Linked DNA regions of Homo sapiens: region 2 is linked to region 1. The links are chromatin loops, found by intact Hi-C in ENCODE. Cell type or tissue: HCT116. All regions are shown on one strand. Links, peaks and the distances in the headings refer to the core of each region. The heading gives the core; the rest is flanking DNA.

Region 1 (7,968 bases), core at 1,803-6,802:
GAAGCCAGCACAAGAAAAGGAACTGTCTCAGAGTTCCTGATATGCTTGGTGTTTAGTCACAAGACCTTTAAATAACTCTGCCAAAGTCACTAGGGCCTTTCGTCCCGATTCCAAACCTCTTCCAAAGGACCCCCTACTATCACTGCAATTGCTGCAGTAGCTGAAACCAGTGTTGATTTTTATCTGCATGGCAACTTCATGCTCCCTCAGGATCCAAACTAATCAAGTGGCCTTCAAAAATGCCACCAATGCTTAAAAAGGCTGAGCTAAGCTCTGTACGATCAAGACAGAAAACGATCCCTTATCATGTCGGAAGTACTACTTGTGGTTATCTAAAGCAATGGTAATCATATCATACACTTTATCTGTGAGTGGCTTTTTCCTTCCAGGGGTAGGAATAGAAACTTCTTCTCCTTCATAATGAGCACTATTGAAACTTCAGCAGGCAGACCTCTAGCTTTGGCGACATGCCATTCCCTAAGGTAAGCATGTAACCATCTCAAAAAATGCAGCATGGCAGAAAACAAATACAAGTATTTTCTGAAAATATTATTTGTAAAGGTCTTATTTTATAATAGGGATTGTTTGTGTTAGGGCCTTGGGGCATGTATGGTTAACAAGAACTTGCAGTTCTGCTGCCAGCTTACTTAATCTCACAGGGTCGGTGTAGGAGTGTAGGGGATGGGTCCAAGAAACAATACAAGCTTTTTCCTTCGCAAGTACTGCTACATCTACATCATGAGAGAAAAGCACTCTGCTATTTAATCTCTCATAGTTCCTTTTGACAGATATTGTGGCTGTCACTGCACCACATCAAAACATATGCTGTACCAGATTCTCAGCACTCAAGAAGTCTTTAAAATAAAATCATCAAACAGTATTATTTGTTGGAAATGACATTCAACCGCAATTTCTTTGTGACTCCTCAGTCATGCAAACACCACAGCATTAGGTGCACACAAGCCAGAGACATTATAGGTCAAGCCCTCTGATGAAGGAACCACCACTGTCTACAAGAACACATTTTTAGGAGAGAAGTAAAATGATAGCTCCTTCTGCAAGAGAAGAAATTTATATTGGAAATCCAGAGCACAGTGCCAGGTACCCTGTGAGCTTGGCAAATATTAGTCCAGAGCGACTAAGGACTATAGATTTTGATTTTCCCCATATATCCCTCCTGGGCATCTGTCCCATTTGCTCCTGCCCAGTCCCGCAGACTTGCCTATCACTGCAGTTTTTGTCCCTGGTCCCAGATGATTATGCAACACTTATGCAAGATGCAAGGAGTAAAATGAACCCATTTGCCTATCGATATAGTTTTATTTCAGTGAATTAATGTCACTAAGAGAGAAACATATTCTAATGCCTAGGACAGTTGTGGTCCTTTTTGTATCTCTGTCATTGGGCTAGTGTCTTTGCCTACCTATAATGTAAATATATTATAGAGCAATATTACATATAATGCAAAGATAATCCAGACTACTTGCTCTGCTTTAGAAATGAACTGTGAGGATCAAATTTGTACAAACATGGGTCAAGCAAAAGCATACAGACTCTAGTGAAACCTAGAAAGTGTTTTTGGAATATTTTTGCTACAGATACTTTTCTATTAGGCTTTTATTAAATTGAAAGTAGTGTTGTTCTTATTTAGGTGTTAATTATTAAATTATGTACAAGTTTAGAAACTAGGCCATTGAAACACATAAAAGGTAGTTATTGAAAGCTAATCATAATAAGCTGTTGTCAACCTCTACTGAATAAAGAAGCAAAACATTTTAAATACATTGGAAATTTATATAAAACGAAGAACTTCCTGACAATGAAGATTGTTAAACATGAGTCCCTGCAACAAATGTCCTAAATAACTATTCCCAGGAAACTCTAAGATTGGGCTGCCTTAGGTGGTTTAAAAATATGGTCAGAGGCATGAGGAACTATTTCTAGATTTCTTATTGAAGTCCCTTTAAATAACATGGGTCTTCAGTCAACACATATGCTTGTACATGGGTGCCTGTTAGGGAATTCAGAGTCATAAGCAAACCTTGGAAAATGGACTTGATAGCTCAAAGCTCAAAGTTGCACATTCATAAACAAAATGTATGTACTTTTCTCTATATGACGAGATGGCTACAATCACCACTCTAAGCTGAAAAGTGGTATAAGAAAGGCTGGTGAGAAGACAAATTAATACCAATAAGATCGCTGATCTGTAGAGAAATAGAAAAGGCAAAGGGGCTCTTGAAAATAAAAGTTATTTGTTCCTAAATCCTGCTTCTTTGCTTGAAGCTATTTCTTAAGAAAGAAGCTGCTTCCTTCCCTAACCGTATAAAATGATCCCTGAAGTTATTTATAGTGTTCATGGCCTGGAGGCATCACTTGGTTCCCCCACCACAAGCCCAACCATGTGTTACTATATTAAAAAATGTGAAAAAGTAATTATGGGGTATGGGAGCCAGTGTCTGCAGACACAACCTGCCAAAGAGGAAGTGACAGGAAACTTATGCTCCTTGTTGCTGCTCAAGCACTGCCCAGGCTCCAGACTCAGAAGAAGGGAATCTGTTCCAAGAAATAGGAGAGAGGCCTGCCCTGGTGAATCAGAAATATCCCTGTTTCTGAATATACAGTAAACTGGTTTCCATTCCTGGGTCCCCTCAGTTGGTCAAACTTTCCAGTCACGTGGAGAGACCACTCACAGCATCCTCCCTCAGCAACTCAGCCAGATGGCTGCCTCAGCTCCCACCAGACCGGGCAGGCTAGAACATGTAAGGTTCTGAACTTGGGCAAGAGTCTAAGGTCACTATAACTGGCCCCTAAGACTCTGACCTGCCACTGTCAGATCTCAAGTTCTGCCACCTTATCCTAAATCTAGCTTTGTTGTTCCTCTTCCCACTTCCATCCCCAGTTCCTTGCCCTCAGGTAGGATGCGATAATCAATCTATTACTGATTTCTACAGCAGTCCTCCACATATTCACAAACCCCTCAGCTTTCCTCTGGAACAATGGACTCCACCAGCATAGGGACACAATTGTTTTCTACCGCTGGAGGCAGAGAGGAAAAGTAGCTCAAACATCTGCCCCCAGAGAGCATAAATTTGTCAGGGAGAGAAGTCCACATTTCTGCAGAAAGGCCAGTGTTCCCAAGAGGCCTTAGCTTAGGAAATGTTTATTGAGAGGAATTACATTTCCTTCTCAGGACCTGCCTCTGCCTCTGGTCTAAGCTACAAAAGAAGTTTTCTTCTGATGTCTCAGGAAAAAAGAAAAAAGCACCAACCCTCACAAAAGAACCCTGGTAGTATGGACAATTCCTACTATCTCAAGAAGATTTCACTTGGAAGTAAATAATCGTTGCCACCTCTGAATTCAATTTGATTACCTAGATAAATCACTACATGAACTTCCAAAGAAGCAAACTTTACCCCAAAAAGTATGTTATAAAAGTTGATTTACAGAAGTCTCTTTCAAATAAATTCTTAAAGAGAATCATAGACAACAAAGAATGCAGAAGCTAATGCAGGTCAAGAAAATGTCCTTACTATCTCTTTAATATAATAAAATAAATCAAATTAACATGTTTCCTTAGTGAATAATATTCTCTAAGCATGAAATGTAATTTTTAATACTTTATATACACCAGGCTTGAGTTCCTATTTTACATGCTATGGTTTTAGAATATGTGTAAATGTTTATTTCTAAAATTACCTAAAAATCTTCTGTTCAAGTTTGTTTTTCAACTCAGGGCAGTAGCATATAAGTAGAATTTAAGCAGATATCAATTGTATCACTGGAAAGACTTTAAAAATCAGAGAAATGTTCTTATAAGGCAAATCCATGGCAGCCTTCCACATTCAGAGACTGGTTTATAGCTTTCTGAGATGCCCTGTTAACCTCTCAAAGATCTGTAGACTAGCTTATATTATCTCATTATCCGAGTTCTCCCCGCTTTCATCTTTGCCTCCTATATCCCAGTTTCTTCACCACTGTAGTATCCACAGTGCCACCTGCTGGTTGTAGAAAGTATTTTTGTGGCTCCAAGGTCTCCCTCCGGGATTTGTTTAATTAAAGTCTACCAATGACTGCTAGAAAAGCCACAGCCATAGTGGACAAATCCATGAAATGAGCAAAATGTCAATTCATGAAGGGTTAACATGACCCAACATATGCTGAGGCAAAGTTTTGGCTATTTTAAAGGCAAACCTAAGTTGCCTGAGTTAAACCTAACACATGCAAATTTGCCTCAGGCAGCTTGGCAATAGGGCTCTGTGTAAGAATACAAAAAAAAAATGATTACCAAGACTAAATGCCTCAGAAAGTTTCCAAAATCCTTTATTTCCTCGTACCTGTCAATCCTAGACTTCCACTTTTTTTTTCTTTTCTTAGACAAGTATTTTCAACTTTCCAAAGGTATGAAATTTGCCATCTTAATTGTTTAGACAGGAATAAAGCATTAACTCAGTCCCTTGACTTTGATTCATAGCAGCTCTTCCTTCACCAAAAGTTACAGTCTCCCTCTCCACCCCAGCCTGAAGTCTGTGGACCAGCACAGAAATGACAGGCACCAGAGCATCTGCAGGCATGTGAAAATGCAGTGCTCCCTTCCCATACTTAACCTTTCAGATGGTTCAACTATTTCCCATGTGTCAACAATCGCCATTCGCATCTTAGGCCTTAACCAGGCAAAAGATAAGAGAGAATAACCTTTAGAACCCACAACTAGCCGGACGCGGTGGCTCATGCCTGTAATCCCAGCACTTTGGGAGGCCGAGGTGGGCGGATCACTTGAGGTCAGGAGTTTGAGATCAGCCTGGCCAACATGGTGAAACCCTGTCTCTACAGAAAAATACAAAAATTAGCCAGGTGTGGTGGTGCGTGATTGTAATCCCAGCTGCTTGGGAGGCTGAGGCAAGAGAATCACTTAAACCCAGGAGACTGAGGTTGCAGTGAGCTGAGATCGTGCCACTGCACTCCAGCCTGGGCAACAGAGCAAGACTCCGAAAAAAAAAATATATATATATATAAAGAAATAACTAACAACTAACGAATAAGAAGTCATTCCTGCAAGCCTCATCATGATGGGGTACAGTAAGGCACAGGGAAAATGTTTTTGCCTTAAGACTCCTGACAAGGATTAATCAACTTTTTTAACAATCCCCTGGGGTGTAGACTGGCACAGGGTCATTACCCCTCTTTAGCAGGTGGGCGAACTAAGATCCACAAAGTTTACCATTTCATCATCAATTCTGTTCAGAATATCATCAATTCGCTGACATTCTGATGCGACAGTGAAAAAAAGGTGCTGCAAGAAGCTTCTCAATAACTAAGCTTAATGCAGAAAATATACCCAAGTCAGGAGGTACAAATACACTGGACAAGTATTGACCCAACTCGTAGTCATTTTATCAGAACAGGTTATTTGAGAAACGTAGTCATTTTATCAGAACAGATTATTTGAGAAACGTAGATTCTCTACCTATGAATCTGCAAGATTTAGATTAGATTATAACTGAGTAATCATTTTTAAGAAATTATTGTGTCTATTGGCATTCAGTTGAGGGGGTTTCCTTTTTCTCTTCACTCTTCACTCACTCCCATTTAAAGGCTAAACATGGAACTGCAGATAGAGGACAGAGATCACAAATGTTCACCTTTAGCTCTATCTGGCACATTCTCCCATTTTAATTGTCTTTGCTTTTGTGTTCCCCTTTCTAAAAGTATAAACTATATCCTGACATTTTCCTGCCTTCTGCCAAATTCGGAAACTGTCACGTTTTCTTTTTTTCTTTTGGTCTATAAACTTCAAAATATTTTCTGTCAAGCTGGCAAAGCTCCAATCTGCCCTTCACCGCTGCAATTAAAGTGATTTTCCATCTGAATATAACCCTGACATGGAGAGGAATTATAAGAGTTCTATATAAATCTATTTTGATAGATTAGTTCCCTCACTGAGCATATTTTTGTACTCATCACAAGCATTTATACATATCCAGATTATTCTAAGAATTGTGAATCAAAATAAGAGCAGGGTTACTACTAAAAGGAAAAGCTGAATTTTGGGTCCCCCTTTAAAAGAAGCAATAACCTAGAAAGCAAAAAACAAAACAAAACCCAAAGAAATATTTTATTTATTTCACACAGATGTAACGAAATAACCTAAAACCATGGTAGAGCCAGATAAAGTCAAACCATACATACAACCTAGAGGAGATGGTGCAGCAGAGAATACTGTTATAAAGCATTATTCTTATGTCATCATGGCTTCCAGAAAATACTCAACGCTCCAATATTTGTCCACTTAATACAGGATTCACTTCTCAGCCGAGGAGGACCTTAGTAACAGTACACTTAGCACTCAGCAGTTATTTGACCTATTTTACTAATGTGTTTGGGAAGGAGGTTAATTAAAAGTGGATGGCTATATCCTTAAGCTTAATTTTTCCAACAGCCCTGCTCATAAAAGGAAAAATTTAGTATGTATTGAAGGAAGCAAGCAATTAAGTTGCACAAATAGTGAGCTCATTGAACTGCGGCTGACTTCTATCATGTCAAAGAACAACTAAACACAGAAGCAATAAAAAGATTGTTGCCACGACCACCACTGAGAACCGACTGGCAATAAAGATGAATAACTTCCTACTTGAAGATTACTGATTAAAGCTTTTTAGAAACCAAATGTTACACATAGGCATAAATGGAGCAAAATATTTTAATGCGTGTTTGGCAGGTTCAGAAACACTTTATAGTCAATTTTAAATGAAGGTTTATACAACAACAGTAAACTCCACTTAAAACAGCCTTTCCAATTGCTGCTGCTGCAAGAAAGCTGCAGTGCTCCTCAGGAAGGCTTGAGTCATAACTGTGGAATAAAAGTCCCATACCTAACAGTAAGGGGAGGGTCGATGGGGAGTGGAATTCCACAGGACCAAGTCCTCTGAAATCAAACCCAAGAGCAGAGCCAGAGAAGTCCATTCAGATGCCTGTGACCCTTGAAGGCAAGTAAACAGACTCCCTATAGCAATAACCAGGAAATCTCTCTCTCCCCGGCAGCCCTCTGCTCCTCTTCCCACCTCTCAAAGCTCCCAAAGGTCAAGTTTTAGCCCAACCTGCCCTTCAAGAAAGTGCACTCACATCTAGGAGTTCAACACAGGTTGGCATCAGAATTGGCTCCCAGGACTATCAGTGTCAGTGAGGTGGGACGGGCATGATTTGACAAGGAAAATGTGTCTGACAGAGGATTTGGCTCTCAACTTACAAGTGTATACGGAGGTGGGTGGAGAATATCAGCTTCTTTGAGGGCTGGACCCTACCACTTACCTGCTGCCTTTGGACGGGATACTATGGAGGGTTAAAAAAAAATAAAAAGACAAAAAGAGGAGGATTTTTGCCTTCAAGGTTGCTTATAACCTAACATTAAATAAATAAGTTGTCCTTTGCATTGCATTGCCCTCAAACTCACTACTGTGGAGAATTAAAACCAGCCTATTGCAAATAAACCAGTTTGCCATCCCATATCTATCCTTCTCCTCCTGCTAGCTCCATCTTAGAATGTCTCTAAAATGGGAGGGGGCTAAAAATACACTTTTCTTCTGACCACTTCCTCCTCAACTTGGGCTTTAAGGGATCAGAGTCCAGCAATGAGATGATGATATGCTTTTCCCTTTCCTGAGCTCCAACCCTTTACTCCTTCACTCAGATATGTCTGCAGTGAGCTCCTATGGGGCTTGTTTCTTCTTTCTGTACCACACAGCACCCATCAATGTGCTGGGTATTCTGTAGTTGTTTAGTATATGCTTTTTAGCTACCATCAGTGGGAAAGGCTTACCATATTTCTGCCCCTTTCAAAGATGTATTTTCTCTTAATCATTGCTGCTGCAATCATCAAAGTAATTGAAACTGGAGAAACGATTTTGTGTCATAACATGAAGGGAAAAAAGTAAAAAGCAAATGTAGTGTTCTCAACTTGCTTGGGTGGGA
Region 2 (7,968 bases), core at 1,452-6,451, 150 kb before region 1:
TTTGTATCCTTTGACAAACATCTCCGCAACTTCCCCACCAGCCACCTCAACGTCTGGCAACCACCATTCTACTCGCTGTTTCTGCAAGACCAACTTTTTTAGATTCCATATATGAGTGAGACCATGTGGTGTTTGTGTTTCTGTGCCTGGCTTATTTCACTTAACATAATGTCCTCCAGGTTTATCCATGTGGTTGGAAATGACAGGATTTCCTTCTTTTTACAGCCGAATAATATTTATATATATATATGATATATCTGATATCTGATATATATAAGATATTCATATATACATATGACATATATATCACATTTTCTTTATCCATTCATCTGTTAATGGACATGGGTTGATTCCATATCTTGACTATTGTGAACAGGGGTAAAATAAACATGGGAGTGCTTAGATGTCTCCCCAACATACTAACTTTATTTCCTTTGGATATATACCCAACAGTGGGATTATTAAATCATATGGTAGTCTTATTTTTAATTTTCTGAGGAAACTATATACTGTCTTCCATAATGGCTGTACTAATTTGCATTCCCTTAGTGTGCAAGGATTCCCTTTTCTCTACATTAGTGTTCTCATCAACACTTATCTTTTGTCGTTTTGATAATAGCCATTCTAACAGGAGTGAAGTGATATATCACTGTGGTTTTTTTTTATTTGCATTTCCATGATGATTAATGATGCATTTTTTCATATGCCTATTGGTCATTTGCATGTCTTTTGCCTATTTTTAAATTGGGTTGTTTTTTTGCTATTGAGTTGTTTGAATTCCCTATATATTTTGGATATTAACCCTTGTATTAGAAGTATAATTTGCAAATATTTTCCACTATTCTGTAGACTGTCTCTTTACTCTGTTTCCTTTGCTGTCTTTTTAATTTGATGTAATCTCATTTGTCTATTTTTGCTTTTGTCTCCTGTGTTGTTGAGGTCATATCCAAAAAGAGCATTTCCCAGGCCAATATTGTGGGGATTTTCCCCTATTTTTTTTTTTTTAGTAGTTCTATGGTTTTGGGTTTTACATTAATCCATTTTGAGTTGATCTTTGTATATGGTGTGAGGTAAGGGTCTAATTTCATTCTTCTGTATTTGGATATCCAGTTTTCACCACTGTGTGTTCTTGGCACCTTTGTCAAAAATCAACTAGGTGTAAATGTCATTTAGTTTATATGGCCTAGGAATTATCTAATATTTAAGAATGTGGTACAATTTGCACGTAAGACTATCTGAACCTGGTGCCTTTTTTCAGAGTGGTAGGCCTTTTACTATCTTTTTTTATTTTATTCCTTTTATTAGCCTATTTCAGATTTTTTTTTACCTCCTTTAGTTAATTTTGATAATTTGCAGTTACCTAGAAAATTATCGATTTAATCAAGATTTTCAAGTCTATTGATATACACTTACAGACAGATTCTTCTCTTTTTTTTGAGACAGAGTCTCACTCTGTCACGAGGCTGGAGTGCAGTGGCGTGATCTCAGCTCACTGCAACCTCCACCTCCCATGTTCAAGTGATTCTCCTGCCTCAGCCTCCCAAGTAGCTGGAACTACAGGCACACACCACCGTGCCCAGCTAATTTTTTTGTATTTTTAATAGAGGCAGGGTTTCACCATGTTGGCCAGGATGGTCTCGATCTCTTGACTCCGTGATCTGCCCACCTCGGCATCCCAAAATGCTGAGATTACAGGCGTGAACCACCACACCCAGCCTAAAGACAGATTCTTAAATAATTTTTCCTATCTACCATTTTGTTGCCTTTCTCATTCCAAATATTTATTTGCCATTCTCTCTGTATTAATCTATTAGTGGAATAGCAATAGTTTTTGTCTATTTCATAAGTCTTTTCAATTTATGACCTATAGGTTTTATTGTTAAAATCTTTTTTGTGGTTGTTGTAGTTTAAAAGTATTTCTGTTTTTGTCTCTATTATGCCTCTCTTCAATTTCGTTTATTTATCTTTTCTAGTTTTATGAGTTGAGTGCTTTAAGGAAGACAATTTCATATAAGACTGTTTATTCCAGTAAGGTTAATTCCTACCCCCTGCCAACAATAAAAGTCCAATATCATTATTCTGCCACCAGGTGGCTGGCCAGTGATACTGATTTATGGTGACATAGCAGGGCTCAGTGTTAATCTCTGATGTTGGCAAAGTAGACACACAGCAGTGAAAGAAGCCATATCCCACATATATAATTTTCATCCTTCCCACCACACTTTCAATAAGCTCACTGAGCAATCACTGGAGTGGCCAAGGAAAGTGGCTGCTGACTTACATCCCTGAACTGGCCATCTGGTCCATCCTTTGCCATCTGATTGAGAAAGTCCTTAGTTTTGAGGGCCATTGGTGAGCATTCATAAGGCACCAATACTGACACACTCTGGACCTAAGGTGGGGAAATGGGAGTGGTTCAACAGGTGCAGGTGATAAGAAGTGCATTGTTGGCAGATAATTTAAATAATAATAATAATAATGGCAACTACGATTTAATCTTCTTCTTCTTAGCACCATCTGCTAGCAATTCCAAACAATGCCAGTTCACAATACTCCCTCTCAAAAAACTTTCTGCTGGTCTAAGTTCTAAAAAGTTGCTTGTACCTGGGGCAAGCCACTCCTACCACCCACCCTTGGTATAATAGAGGTTTCCATCCACTTACCCTGCCCCTAGATCCTCTCATTATCAATCCTCAGTATTGTTCTTCTCTAGTCCCTGATGACCCAGACAAGTATTAGCCACTGATTATAAGTCATTTTAGACTCGTAATGCAGGACAACTTTCTTTCCAGGATATGTGAAGAAAAGATATTCCACATATAATTCTGCCTATTACAGAGAGGATTTCTCTTCATCATTGTCCTTGTCATCACACACAATTGAGGTTAATGAGAACAGTCTGCATATAGCACAGTATCACCTAAAAATCAAGTTTAATGTTTTGCTTCTTTAATCAACTGGTCATAGGGTACTCCTCCCACCCATGAAGCTATGTAAGCAGGTAGAAGGTGATGTGGCTATGCATCAACAGTAGGAACACTGAGAATGTGAGCCGCTTGCTCACACAACTCACTGGTACATTTAAGGCCTGCTTAAACTCAGTCTTATGTCACTTGCTTAGCCTTGTTGAGTAAGTGCTGCTAGGCAACCCAATTTTATGACTTGATAAGTAAGATAATACCCATTCATGATAGGCAGTCTTGCAGCAAACTAGATAGAACCCACATCTAGGATAGGAGCTGATTGGAGTTACTATTACTACCTAACTAATTTTACAATAATCGACTGATATTCTCCAAAATTACTTGTTATTACTAGGTAACTTGTCATGAAGATAGGAGGATTCACCACTCCTTTGTCTTTCAACTTTGTGATGATGTTAATAATTTCTGCAATACCTCCAGGTATAAAGTATTGCTTCTGATGTATTGTTCATCTGTGTTCTTGAAGTTATTTGCATAAAATTGTTCATACTACCCCTTTACTATCCTTTTAATGCCTCTAGGATCAGTAGTGATGACCTCTCTTTCATTCCTGACAACTGTGACTTGTACATTCTCTTTTTTCTCTGTCTTACTATATTTTAATCAATTTTATTAACATTTTCAAAGAACAAACTTTTGACTTTGTTACTTTTCTCTATTTTCTGTCCCTTTTCTATGTAAATTGCTTTTCATTCTTGTATGTATCATTTTCATATTTCTTCTTAATTTTGGTTCAATTTCCTCCTTTTTCTGTCATCTTCAAGTAGAAGTGTAGATCATTTATTTTAAGCATTTTTTCTAAAATAAACACTTAAAAGTATAAATGTCCTTCTATGCACTGCTTTAGCTGTTTCCTACAAATATGAAATACCTTCATTATCATGTAGTTCAAAATACCTTTTTCTCAAGTTGAGAATTCTTTTATTTATTTATTTACTTATTTTTTAAATTATACTTTAAGTTCTAGGGTACATGTGCACAACGTGCAGGTTTGTTACATATGTATACATGTGCCATGTTGGTGTGCTGCACCCATTAACTCGTCATTTACGTTAGGTATATCTCCTAATGCTATCCTTCGCCCCTTCCCCCACCCCACGACAGGCCCCCAGTGTGTGATGTTCCCCATCCTGTGTCCAAGTGTTCTCATTGTTCAATTCCCACCTATGAGTGAGAACAAGCAGTGTTTGGTTTTCTGTCCTTGCGATAGTTTGCTCAGAATGATGGTTTCCAGCTTCATCCATGTCCCTGTAAAGGACATGAACTCATCCTTTTTTATGGCTGCATAGTATTCCATGGTGTATATGTGCCACATTTTCTTAATCCAGTCTATCATTGTTGGACATTTGGGTTGGTTCCAAGTCTTTGCTATTGTGAATAGTGCCACAATAAACATATGTGTGCATCTGTCTTTATAGCAGCATGATTTATAATCCTTTGGGTATATACCCAGTAATGGGATGGTTGGGTCAAATGGTATTTCTAGTTCTAGATCCTTGAGGAATCACCACACTGTCTTCCACAATGGTTGAACTAGTTTACAGTCCCACCAACAGTGTAAAAGTGTTCCTATTTCTCCACATCCTCTCCAGCACCTGTTGTCTCCTGACTTTTTAATGATTGCCATTCTAACTGATGTGAGAAGTTACCTCATTGTGGTTTTGATTTGCATTTCTCTGATGGCCAGTGATGATGAGCATTTTTTCATGTGTCTGTTGGCTGCATAAATGTCTTCTTTTGAGAAGTGTCTGCTCATATCCTTCACCCACTTTTTGATGGGGATGTTTGATTTTTTCTTGTCAATTTATTTAAGTTCTTTGTAGATTCTGGATATTAGCCCTTTGTCAGATGGGTAGATTGTAAAAGTTTTCTCCCATTCTGTAGGTTGCCTCTTCACTCTGATGATAGTTTCTTTTGCTGTGCAGAAGCTCTTTAGTTTAATTAGATCCCATTTGTCAATTTTGGCTTTTGTTGCCATTGCTTTTGGTGTTTTAGACATGAAGTCCTTGCCCATGCCTATGTCCTGAATGGTATGGCCTAGGTTTTCTTCTAGGGTTTTTATGGTTTTAGGTCTAACATTTAAGTCTTTAATCCATCTTGAATTAATTTTTGTATAAGGTGTAAGGAAGGGATCCAGTTTCAGCTTTCTACATATGGCTAGCCAGTTTTCCCAGCACCATTTATTAAATAGAGAATCCTTTCCCCATTTCTTGTTCTTGTTTTTGTCAGATTTGTCAAAGATCAGATGGTTGTAGATGTGTGGTATTATTTCTGAGGGCTCTGTTCTGTTCCATTGGTCTATATCTGTTTTGGTACCAGTACCATGCTGTTTTGATTACAGTAGCCTTGTAGTGTAGTTTGAAGTCAGGCAGCGTGATGCCTCCAGCTTTGTTCTTTTGGCTTAGGATTGTCTTGGCAATGCGGGCTCCTTTTGGTTCCATATGAATTTTAAAGTAGTTTTTTCCAATTCTGTGAAGAAAGTCTTTGGTAGCTTGATGGGGATGGCATTGAATCTATAAATTACCTTGGGCAGTATGGCCATTTTCACGATATTGATTCTTCCTCTCCATTAGCATGGAATGTTTTTCCATTTGTTTGTGTCCTCTTTTATTTTGTTGAGCAGTGGTTTGTAGTTCTCCTTGAAGAGGTCCTTCACATCCCTTGTAAATTGGATTCCTAGGTATTTTATTCTCTTTGAAGCAATTGTGAATGGGAGTTCACTCATGATTTGGCTCTCTGTTTGTCTGTTATTGGTGTATAGGAATGCTTGTGGTTTTTGCACATTGATTTTGTATCCTGAGACTTTGCTGAAGTTGCTTATCAGCTTAAGGAGTTTTTGGGCTGAGACAATGAGGTTTTCTAAACATACAATCATGTCGTCTGCAAACAGGGCCAATTTGACTTCCTCTTTTCCTATTTGAATACCCTTTATTTCTTTCCCCTGCCTGATTGCCCTGGCCAGAAATTCCAACACTATGTTGAATAGGAGTGGTGAGAGAGGGCATCCCTGTCTTGTGCCAGTTTTCAAAGGGAATGCTTCCAGTTTTTGCCCATTCAGTATGATAATGGCTGTGGGTTTGTCCTAAATAGGTCTTATCATTTTGAGATATGTTCCATCAATACGTAGTTTATTCAGTTTTTAGCATGAAGGGCTGCTGAATTTTGTCAAAGGCCTTTTCTACATCTATTGAGATAATCATGTGGTTGTCTTTGGTTCTGTTTATATGATGGATTGCCTTTATTGATTTGCATATGTTAAACCACCGTTGCATCCCAAGGATGAAGCCAACCTGATCATGGTCGATAAGCTTTTGATGTGCTGCTGGATTTGGTTTGCCAGTATTTTATTGAGGATTTTTGCATCGATGTTCATCAGGGATATTGGTCTAAAATTCTCTTTTTTTGTTGTGTCTCTGCCAGGCTTTGGTATCAGGATGACGCTGGCCTCATAAAATGAGTTAGGGAGGATTCCCTCTTTTTCTATTGATTGGAATAGTTTCAGAAGGAATGGTATCAGCTCCTCTTTGTACCTCTGGTAGAATTCGGCTGTGAATCCATCTGGTCCTGGACATTTTTTGGTTGGTAGGCTATTCATTATTGCCTCAATTTCAGAGCCTGTTATTGGTCTGTTCAGGGATTCAACTTCTTCCTGGTTTAGTCTTGGGAGGGTATATGTATCCAGGAATTTATCCATTTCTTCTAGATTTTCTAATCTATTTGCATAGAGATGTTTATAGTATTCTCTGACGGTAGTGTGTATTTCTGTGGGATTGGTGGTGATATCCCCTTTATCATTTTTTATTGCATCTATTTGATTCTTCTCTCTTTTGTTCTTTATTAGTCTTGCTAGTGGTCTGTCAATTTTGTTGATCTTTTCAAAAAACCAGCTCCTGGATTCATTGATTTTTTGAAGGGTTTTTTGTGTCTGTATCTCCTTCAGTTCTGCTCTGATCATAGTTATTTCCTGCCTTCTGCTACCTTTTGAATGTGTTTGCTCTTGCTTTTCTAGTTCTTTTAATTGTGATGTTAGGGTGTCAATATTAGATCTTTCCTGCTTTCTCTTGTGGGCATTTAGTGCTATAAATTTTCCTCTACACACTGCTTTAAATGTGCCCCAGAGAGTCTGGTATGTTGTGTCTTTGTTCTCATTAGTTTCAAAGAACATCTTTATGTCTACCTTCATTTCGTTATGTACCCAGTAGTCATTCAGGAGCAGGTGGCTCAGTTTTCATGTAGTTGAGCAGTTTTGAGTGAATTTATTAATCCTGAGTTCTAGTTTGATTGCACTGTGGTCTGAGAGACAGTTTGTTATAATTTCTGTTCTTTTACATTTGCTGAGGAGTGTTTTCCTTCCGTCAATTTTGGAATAAGTGTGATGTGGTGCTGAGAAGAATGTATATTCTGTTGATTTGGGGTGGAGAGTTCTGTAGATGTCTGTTAGGTCTGCTTGGTGCAGAGCCAAGTTCAATTCCTGGATATCCTTGTTAACTTTCTGTCTCTTTGATCTGTCTAATGTTGACAGTGGGGTGTTAAAGTCTCCCATTATTATTGTGTGGGAGTCTAAGTCTCTTTGTAGGTCTCTAAGGACTTGCTTTATGAATCTGGGTGCTCCTGTATTGGGTGCATATATATTTAGGATAGTTAGCTCTTCTTGTTGAATTGATCCCTTTACCATTATGTAATGGCCTTCTTTGTCTCTTTTGATCTTTGTTGGTTTAAAGTCTGTTTTATCAGAGAATAGGACTGCAACCCCTGCTTTTTTTTGTTTTCCATTTGCTTGGTGGATCTTCCTCCATCCCTTTATTTTGAGCCTATGTGTGTCTCTGCATGTGAGATGGGTCTCCTGAATACAGCACACTGATGGGTCTTGACTCTTTATCCAATTTGCCAGTCTGTGTCTTTTAATTGGAGCATTTACCCATTTACATTTAAGGTTAATATTGTTATGTGTGAATCTGATCCTGTCATTATGATGTTAGCTGGT

What was found. Peaks named below come from ENCODE experiments on the same cell type or tissue, not always from the same donor. Only the 100,000 strongest peaks of a DNase experiment are listed, where the experiment ranks them.
Region 2: it touches region 1 in a loop (11-fold over the local background); 11 of 110 quality-filtered maps call a loop at or near these places.

Annotation. Positions count from the first base shown.
Region 1 is chr14:54,171,523-54,179,490 of GRCh38, forward strand. All of the region lies in intron 4 of LOC105370507 (a long non-coding RNA gene), which reads right to left. Among named protein-coding and RNA genes, the nearest start is that of BMP4, 220 kb to the left of the region's middle. RefSeq lists a silencer at 6,369-6,663. In HCT116, for the core only: a CTCF peak has its summit at 4,000 (motif pointing left); a DNase peak (open chromatin) is centred at 3,969; H3K27ac peaks cover 4,527 bases.
Region 2 is chr14:54,023,767-54,031,734 of GRCh38, forward strand. No RefSeq gene overlaps it. Among named protein-coding and RNA genes, the nearest start is that of BMP4, 71 kb to the left of the region's middle. In HCT116, for the core only: a CTCF peak has its summit at 2,090; a DNase peak (open chromatin) is centred at 2,095.